2 separate regions of the Homo sapiens genome follow, and region 2 is linked to region 1. Evidence: chromatin contacts called from ENCODE Hi-C or POLR2A ChIA-PET data. All regions are on one chromosome and are shown on one strand. The core of a region is the stretch at or near the end of the contact, and the rest is flanking DNA. Distances in the headings are between cores, read along the strand shown. Region 1 overlaps IQCB1 (IQ motif containing B1). Region 2 overlaps CD86 (CD86 molecule).

Evidence for each region. A loop is a pair of places that touch in the nucleus more often than their neighbours do. ChIA-PET counts read pairs that join two places held with the same protein, here RNA polymerase II (POLR2A). Pooled maps may share reads with other maps.
Region 2: a map with no recorded cell type shows a loop between it and region 1 (4-fold over the local background). The contact joins two enhancer-like sites. A Hi-C loop is called at or near these places in 6 of 37 single-sample maps with no recorded cell type and 3 of 50 pooled maps. POLR2A ChIA-PET finds 5 or more read pairs at or near these places in 2 of 52 experiments (GM12878 and PC-9).

The regions. Positions count from the first base shown.
Region 1 is chr3:121,790,709-121,795,611 of GRCh38, forward strand. It overlaps IQCB1 (IQ motif containing B1), which reads right to left. Exons shown (of 15, transcript NM_001023570.4): 10 at 4,749-4,858. Among named protein-coding and RNA genes, the nearest start is that of IQCB1, 42 kb to the right of the region's middle. RefSeq lists an enhancer at 4,249-4,298. Within about 2 kb of position 2,448, at least 3 of the 41 ENCODE cell types and tissues checked have a DNase peak (open chromatin) inside an H3K27ac peak, as active enhancers do; they include GM12878, where a contact is called at or near this core.
Region 2 is chr3:122,088,819-122,093,778 of GRCh38, forward strand. CD86 (CD86 molecule) reads left to right here. Exons shown (of 7, transcript NM_175862.5): 2 at 2,783-2,832. Among named protein-coding and RNA genes, the nearest start is that of CD86, 36 kb to the left of the region's middle. RefSeq lists an enhancer at 3,566-3,675. Within about 2 kb of position 2,958, at least 4 of the 41 ENCODE cell types and tissues checked have a DNase peak (open chromatin) inside an H3K27ac peak, as active enhancers do; they include GM12878, where a contact is called at or near this core.

The sequences.
Region 1 (4,903 bases), core at 1,198-3,697:
ATGTCAGGTAAAAGGAAAATCAGGATATAGAAGAATGACATCAAAATTGTGTCAAAAAACTTACATTTACTTACACAAAAAAAAAATAAAAAACATTAAAATTTCAAGTGATTTTTACTGCATGATGTAATTACAGTTGATCTTTATTTTCTTCTTATGCCTATTTCTCAATTATTGACAACTGAACATTACTTTCATAACTGGTTATGAAAATTTTCATGTGACCACAAACATTTTATATAATTATAATTTCTGTATTATCTGCTTTTATTCACCAAAATTTCTCCTTAGCCATTCCCATCTAGTTTTTGTTGCTTCCAATATCACTATGTAAGGAGACTACAAGTGTCAGTTTACAGTAAATATACTCAAAATGCTTTCAGACACCCACAGAAAAAGAAAACGAGGATAAGAAGAAAGGCAGAATAAACTACTTAGTTTACCGCTATAGACTTAATTTGACATGTGTCTCCCTCAAGAACATTTTCTCTTAGATCTTTTTTTTAAACTGTATTCTTAGAATTAAACTGTAAACAAATGTGGTACCTTGGCTATAGCTTTGTACTCTTAATAGTCAGACTTCATTATAGTATAGTTAGGATTATTATGATTTTTCAACTGAATTTTCAACTCAAAATAGTTTATTTTGATTTTGATAAAATTTTGTGTGCCTGTGGTTGTTTCTCATAAATTCTTCCATCAATTACAACTTAAATTTTCTCTAGCTTTCTACTTAGGGCAGAGTAGAGAATTTATTTGTTTTGAAACTTCTTTCTTATCCCTATTATCAAGGGTAGAGAAGACCTCAAAAGTGTATGTGTGTCAAAAGATTCCAGAGAAGATCTAGGGCTAGTTGAATAGTTCTAAGTGTCTCTTGCTCTTTGTGAAAGCTGGAAATGAAGTAGGTAAGGGCCTCTCCCTTCCCAAAGAATAGCTGATAGCAACTTGCCTGTTCTACAGAACTCCATCACCTCAAAACTTCTGGGTTATACAGCATGCAGATAATAATGTTTTATCTCTTACCCATTCATAGAGGGTAAAAGAGAGCAGGCCCTAAACAGAGCCTCCTTTTAAACTGATTTTTAAAAAACTACCTCTGTGGCCGGGCGCGGTGGTTCACGCCTGTAATCCCAGCACTTTGGGAGGCCAAGGTGGGTGGATCACCTGAGGTCAGGAGTTTGAGACCAGCCTGGCCAACATAGCGAAACCCCATTTCTACTAAAAATACAAAAATTAGCTGGGTGTGATGGTGTGCACTTGTAGTCCCAGCTACTTGGGAGGCTGAGGCAGGAGCTTGAACCTGGGAGGTGGAGGTTGCAGTGAGCCAAGATCGTGCCACTGCACTCTAGCCTGAGTGACAGAGTGAGACTCCGCCTCAAAACAACAACAACGACAAAAAACTACCTCTGTTTCTAACTTCTAATTGGCTATAGATTATAATGTCTAATACTGCATTATCAATATTTTAAATACCATTTTACACTATTAGTATGAAAAACATAGTAATCATTAAAATTGCATCTGCTAGAATATTTAATCTGTCAGAAAACTGGGTTTGGGAAACAATTTAGGCATGTAGGCTATCAAATATGGCAAAAATGAAAAGACTATGGAGCATGAAGGTGGAAGTAAAGTACAAACCAGAAAGACAGGACAAAAGTGAGATTTGGGCCGGGCGCGGTGGCTCACGCTTGTAATCCCAGCACTTTGGGAGGCCGAGGCGGGTGGATCACGAGGTCAGGAGATCGAGACCATCCTGGCTAACACGGTGAAACCCCGTCTCTACTAAAAAATAACAAAAAAATTAGCCGGGCGTGATGGCGGGCGCCTGTAGTCCCAGCTACTCGGGAGGCTGAGGCAGGAGAATGGTGTGAACCCGGGAGGCGGAGCTTGCAGTGAGCCGAGATTGCGCCACTGCACTCCCGCCTGGGCCACAGAGCAAGACTCCGTCTCAAAAAAAAAAAAAAAAAAAAAAGTGAGATTTGGTGATTTAAATAGGGACTAAATTGTAAACAGGTGTGCTTATTGGATTCATATGTTTTACTTTCATATCTGAAAACATTTATTAGGAACTGAAGTGATTTTGAATGTAATTCCCCCATTTATTATTAAATAACATCGAGTTATTTTGTTCAGAGTTTCTCTAATCACTCAAAAATCAAACAATTATTCTTCCAACTGGTTTCTTTGTAAGAATTAGTAGGCACTGGACCACCTGGCATCTGTACTACACTTCTGAAGATGAAATGACTGATCAGATGTCATATTCTGAAATAAGTAAATTCCATGATTTACATTTAATCAATCTGAATTTTTACCATTAAAGTGGGAGTTGACCAAATTTTCTGCTGCCAAGACACTGTGCCTCAGAGGGAGAGAGAGAAAAAAGATGCTATCTGCATTTAAGAAGCTCAGTTTCAAGATGAAATCAACAAATGTAATTAAAACACTTAAAAATCAGCACTATGATAGAGGTAGGTAAATTGTGAGGTTTCTCTAAGATAACTAGAGCAGCTGTTAGCCGCTTCAGAAAACCTTGCTGAATAAGAGTACTTAAGAGACAAAGTTTCTGAATACGAGAAATGACTAAATAAAAAAGAAACCACTATGAAAGTGCATTAGCAAGGGCGTGACTATAAAAGAATGCCTCTTGCTGAATCTAAAGAACACTAATCAACCTGGACCCATAAGTGTGACCAGTGGGCAGTCTCTCTCCCAAAACCATGGGAAGGGGAAATTACTGAGATAAGTCCTGAGCACAAAAAGACAGAAATAACCTTTGAAAAAAAACCAAGCTACAAAGGAAGCAAGAGACATTTGCATGAACTGTTACAACTAATAGAAGAGCGAAGGTGCTGAACTGGAGAAAACTGAAAATTAAAAAATTAAATAGAATCCAACAGGTTAGAACCGCATTTCAGTATATTCTGGAACCTCAAATGCAAAAATACTGGAAAGGCAACAAACACAAAATGTGAGACTTAAATAATTTTTGCTTCACAGCTTATCTTTTTAATGGAAGTATTTATAACTCTTCTGGTTACATAAAGAAAGCAATGGAATTTCTATTTTAAAATAATGGAATATTAGATTCCATAGATACACTTCTAAGTAGAAAAAAATCTGTAATCCTGGGCTACTTTTAAATAGAGATTTTAATATTGAAAGAGAGAGTATATGAGCAAATTTGGGAACTCTTGTGGGACTAAACATTAATGCTCTGAATCCATGTATAAGGGTACCCTTAAATTTAAGATGACAGGTAACTAAGGATGATAGCAGGTGGAATCCATAAGTAATACCTACTCTATCTGAATTCACCACAGAGGCAATACCAAGAGCACCTCAGATGCTTTGGGTAGAAAAATATACACTGTGACTCAAAAAGTACTCAATATTTCCCAAATTTATCTAACCACAGAAATGCTTTTAAAAAAAAAACAGCTTGTAAGATAGGCAATAAACTTTGAGTAATAATAGATGGATAATACTTGCTTCTCATTAGTACTACCTATTTAATGCATCTATTTGTTTACCTAGATTTGTAAATTTTCAAGGACAGAAAATGTGCCATATGCATTTTTCCTTCTATCATTTTTTAAGTGCCAGATAATATGCTAAAAACTTTGTATTATCTCAAATTTTACATTATCTTGATCATACAAGTGTATAAACTATTATTCTCATTTTATAGATTGGAAGTTTGAGGCTGAGAGAGGTGGGGGATTGTCCAAGTTCACTCAACCAGTAAGCTGCTCAAGTGAGATACAAACTCGAATCTGTTAAATGCCTAGTACATATATCATATACTAGGCATTTGATATATATTTAAAAATTAATTCTTTTCTTTGCTACCAACAATATTCATGCCCAATAATATTTAAAATCCATCTTTAATTCTTCCCTGAAGAAAACGTTCATCAATTAATAGGATACCCACTAAGAGACACAGTTAGCTAGAGTGATTTCAATGTCTTCAACTCTGTGACTACATAGTATTTTGAACCCCAGAGCTATTTTTAAATGTTTTTATAACTGAGAAATGCATCTGCAGTTATTAAAAGAATAGTTTCAGTTTTCTTTAAAGAATTAACTTCTGTAAAATGCCAGTTTCATTTTAGCAAACTAAAGCTTGGCTTTAAGTTAGGCTGCATGAAAAAGTCACCTCTGAAACAGATCTTCTTTACCATAAATTACCTAGAAGCTAAGTTATTTTTTCTTGTTCTGTGACCTTGGAGGATCTGGATTGGTTAAGTCATTGCAGAAAGTGGGCTATGTCTTCAGTATTTCCTTTTCAGTCTACTTGAAATAAATGCCGAACTATATCATAATTCAATGAAGATATCCATCCATGCCATATTTATTCAGGAAAATCAGGTTAACAGACTTAAACTCTTATACGCATACATGTTATTGTTATAATTATACACACGAAATTATGATAACTGTTGGTTTAGAGGGTTTAATAATATAACTATCATTGGCTCCCTTTGTAGGCTTGGCCCCTCCCCAAATATCTTATTAAGTGGATAGGATTGCATATTTGACACATCAGATTCCTGTCTTACATCCTTTGCTTTGAAAGTGCATCTGGTTACTGGAGTGTTGGTACCCAGAAACGTATGGAAAAAAAATGAAAAGATAACAAGAAACATACTAGGAAATTAAAAAAAAATCACCTAAATTTCAATTCAACTGTACTCTAGTAAGATTCTATGATCATCAATCCCCTCACCAAATTTTTTTACCTGAAACTCCTCTGCAAAGCAATCACAGCAGATGGAAGCTTCTTTAATCTCTTTCTTGTCTGAAAACCCTTCCAATAGGCTTGAATCAAGCATGCTGCTTGATGTAGTTTCTGAAATGCCGAAAATAATTTAGAGATATCTCTAGGAAGGTCTTT
Region 2 (4,960 bases), core at 1,708-4,207, 300 kb after region 1:
CCTTCTGGGTATATACCCAAAAGAACTGAAAGCAGAGTCTTAAAGAGATATTCATACAGCCTTGTTCATACCAGCATTATGCACAATAGCCAAAAGGTGGAAGCAACTCAAATGTCCATCAAAAATGAATGGATAAACAAAATGTAGTATGTACATACAGTGGAATATCATTTAGTCTTAGAAAGAAAGGAAATTCAAACACATGCTACAATGTGGATGGCCCTTGAATACATTATACTAAGTGAAATAAGCCAGTCACAAAAAGACAAATACTGTATGAGTTTACTTATACCCTAAGCAGTCAAATTCATGGAAACAGAAGGTGGAATGGTGGTTGGCAAGAGCTGAGAGGAGGAGAGAAAGAAGAGTTATTGTTTAATAGGTATAGAGGCTTAGTTTTGCAAGATGAAAGAGTTCTGAAGATGGATGTAGTGATGACTGTACAACAATGTGAATGTATTTCATACCACTGTACACTCAAAAGGTGAAGATGGCAAATTTTATGTGTATTATGCCACAACTAATAAAGATTTCTAAAACTTATGAGATCTAATTTCACCGTTTCCTATTGCTAAAGATCACAAATTAGAAAACACGTTGGCAAAAGGTACATGAAAATAAGCACTCTTGTGTTGATCAGAGCATAAACGTATAATCTCATAAACTAATAAAGATTTCTAAATAACAAAGATTTCTAAAACTTATGAGATGTAATTTCACCATTTCCTATTGCTAAAGATCACAAATTAGAAAACATGTTGGCAAAAGGTACATGAAAATAAGCACTCTTGTGTTGATCAGAGCATAAACGTATAATCTCAGGGGAGAACAATTTGCAACTATTCTTCAACCCTTTGGTCAAACGATTCTGCTTCTAGGAATATAGCTTACTCCCACCTGTGTGATATGGCATATAATCAAGGTTTTCCATTGCAACAAAAGATTGGAAACAACGTTAAGTATCCATCACTAGTGGTCTGGAAATATATATATATTATTGTCATCCAATAGAATACAATAGACTAATATGCAACTTTTAGCATGAGGATACTCGTTACATGCTGATACAGAATAATCTCCAAGGTAGTCATATGTGTGCAAAACCGTACATAGTATGCTACCATTTGTGCTTAAAAATAAAAAGAAAACAGAATATGGGTCAATGTTTTTGTTTAGTTTTGTCTAAAGTAACTTTAAGTAGAGGCAAGAAACTGGTAACATGTAACAGTGATCACCCCTGTTACCTCTGTGGAAGAAAACTAGACAGCTAAGGGACAAGGCTGGGAGGCAGACTTGCTTTCCACTATTTATCACCTTTATCTTTCAAATTTAGTACCATCTACATTTAGTACCATGATCTATTCAAAAATATTTATTAAAAAAAGAAAAGGTATAGTCTAGAAGGAAAAAAAACATAACAGACACTTCTAGCCCAATGTCCTGCACTGGGTGCTATGAGAGCAGAGGAAAGAAACACATATGGCTTCTAGACAACACCGTCTGGGGCATACATTTCTGCTATTCGATCAAGAATAGTTGTGCATCTTTTCCTGGAAAGAATTGATTTGTTTTTATCAACAGACCTATGAATTTAGTGGACAGACCTGTGAATTAATTCACTGGTTAGGTTTTCCTTTTTACATTGGCTGTTAAAAAGCTATAAGCCAAATTTATGTCCCCCTCAGTGCAAATTGGGCAGATTTCTAGGGCAAGCATTTAGCACTGGCCTTGTCCTTGGCTCTGTATCATATTCCTGTATTTGGTTTGCTTTTCCACCTGTTTCTCATGTTGGTCATCTTTCCTGTGTATGGCCATACCATCCTGAATGTGCCTGATCGCATCTAATGTTGGTCACCTCTCCTTATTCTTTGCTTCCTTATAAGCCACTAAGCAGCCTTTTTGGTGCTAGTTAGGGTAAGTGCGTGGGTAGTGAAGGAGGGAGGAGGGAGAGGAAGAAAGAAGATAGAGGTTATAAAGCAAAGCATATCCTTTTTCTTGGCTTCATCATGTAGATTAAGTGAATTGCTCTCAAAGCGTGGTCCTTAGGCCGGCAGCATTGTCATCACCTTATGTTGTTAAACATAAAAATTCATGGGTTTCATCCCAACTTACTAAGCCAGACTTTCTGTGGTTGAGGCCCAGGAAACTCTCCAGGTGATTTTTACTCACATTCAAGTTTGAGAACCACAGGAAAACAAAAGGAAGGCAGATTTCTAAGCGTAAATGCAATACTAACCGATTGCCCCCATCATGCCTGTTATGTTGGTCAAGATAAATAATACTAGCTACTGCAATAATCAATCCCTCAAATTTTATTTTTTGCCAATATCACAATCCATTGTAGATCAGTTGTGGGAGAGGTGTAAAGAGAGCTGCTTTATTAGTTTATTAAGCAAACCAGATCTCTTCCATTGTGAGACTTTGCGATTTTCTAGGCCCTTGGACATTTCCTCTGGATCCCCTGCTGCTAAGAAGGCAGGAGAGGGAGGAAAGAGAAGAGACTTTAGCAGCCAGATCTGGAAGAAACATCTTTTCTGCCCACAATTCCATTGGCTAGAAGCCAGTCTCATGGCCTGTATAACTGCAGGGGAGGCTGGGAAATGTGACCTATCGATGGAGCTAAGAGCAAAAGGAAATGGCTTTGATGAAGCCCTGGCATTGTCTCTGCACACCCGAGAACCCAAGTGAATCCCAAACTCCACGTCCAGGTCATGTTTTGGTGAACATCGGTTTTCAGTTTCCTTTTCTAATCAAGTTTTACCTTTTTTTTTCTCGACTCTAGCACTATGGGACTGAGTAACATTCTCTTTGTGATGGCCTTCCTGCTCTCTGGTAAGAACCTTTCAGCTTTGTTAAGTCCTGGAATCCTACTGTCTCCTGATGAGTCTGACCACAGCAAGCCCAGGCCTGAGACTTGGTGGGTTTTACTCACTTTCTACTGAGCATTGTACAAGACCACATGCAAAAAAGACTTTCCTGGAGAAGAAGGAAGTGTTATGATTGAGAGCAGCTGATGGCAGGCAGCTGGGATGGAGCTCTCCCCCCCGTGTGCTTCTTCCTCCTCTGCAGTCTCACATCAGTGAGCCTAGATGCTCAGAGTAGGGTAGCCTGGCCCATCCCATGGGGATGGGGGAAGGCTGCTGCACTGAGGCCCCTGAGACTTGACTCTTTTGTTCCACACATATTCTCTTCTGGTCTTCTCTGACCCTGTTTCTGTCTTTCTCAGGCTCCTAGGAAACAACTGACAGAATTCCAAAAGTCTCCCTTCATTCGGAGCACTGGCTTTCACGTCCCTGACTTCCCTACCCTCTCTCACTCCCTTCCCTACAGCCCATGCACATACCTCATGGTTGCCACGGCTTCCTGACAACTATGGATGTTCAGCTAATTGTGTCAGCTGATTTATAGTGGAGCCAATGAAGCTGAAGCTTCAGAGCCCTCCATTTGCACAACCCTTTCTAAATCCCCCTCAAGACCCTGTGAAGGGCCCCCTAGCAGTGTGGTCACCTGTCTTATGCTTTGGTAAAATTTGAATAAGTAAGATATTGTAACCACAATAAGTTATGACCACTGTCTCCTTCCTCTGCAACTTTTCCCTCCATGCCATTCTCCTGTCTGGTGGTGTTAGCAGTCAGGGGCATTTTGTATTTGAATTCTACATTCTTTTTCTTAACTATCCACCACCTCCCCTCAAAATTTTAACAGCATCCAGCCTCACAAAACTCAGATCTTCCCTGTTTACAGTTCCACTTTGAGTTTCAGTTTCTTCATCTATAAACAGGAGTTGGCTGCGGTCCCTGCCATGTATCCTGTGACTCAGTGTCTCGTAGTTACTCCTGGCCCACCCCTTCCTGCTGCTCCTTGTCTCCACCTGCAGGCCTGAGAGGGAAGCCACCCCACTAAGACAGGGAGGTGAACTGAGCCTGAAGTTTGGCTACAGCACCCACAGGCCACCAGCCATGAGTTCACCTCCTCCAGATGGCCACACACCAGGCCCTTGGCCACTGTCCCCATGTCTGCTGTGGATGATGAGGAGTCAGGGAACTACAAAGAGATGGTCCCTCAGATCCATGCTGGCTGGGATAAGCCTTTTCAGATTTCTGTTTTTCTGCTTAGCACCTTGAGCTTGTGGAGTCCTTGAGTGCAAGGTCTGTAGATGTGCCAGCTGATCACTGACTTAGGTAACAACAGCAGCTTCCAACCCCCAGGGCCCATGACCTGCTACCTTAGCTCCTGGGGATGTGGGAGGTATGTGTGTGTCAGAGAGCAAGGCAAGAAGACTCTAGAGAACATTATCCAGTAAGATTCCCTTCTCATCCCACTTCTTATTTATTTATTTTATTTATTTTATTTTTTGAGACAGCATCTTTCTCTGTCACCCAGGCTGGAGTACAGTGGCACAGTCACAGCTCACTGTGGCCTCGATTACCTGGGCTCAAGCAATTCTCCCACCTCAGCCTCCCCAAGTGCTAGAATTATATGCATGAGCCATCGCACATGACTTATTTTATTTATTTGATAAATGCATATATACACACAGTCATGAATCGTTTAACAACAGGGGTACGTTCTGAGAAACACATTATTAGGCGATTTTGTCATTGTATAATCATCATAGGGTGTCCTTACACAAAACTAGATAGCATAGCCTGCTCCATACTTAGGCTACCTGGCACAGCCTATTGCTCCTAGGCTACAAGCCTGCACAGCATGTTACTGTGCTGAATACTGTAGGTGTTGTAACACAATGGTATGTATTTTTGTATCTGAACATATCTAAGCATAGAAAAGATACAGTAAAAATATGGTGTTATAATCTTATGGGACCACCATTGTATATGACTGAAATGTGGCTGTGCAATACATGACAGTATATGCATATATATATATATCCCTTACTTTGTGCCTGGTACTGTTCTAAGTACCTCATAAATATTAACTCATTTGAGCCTCACAATAA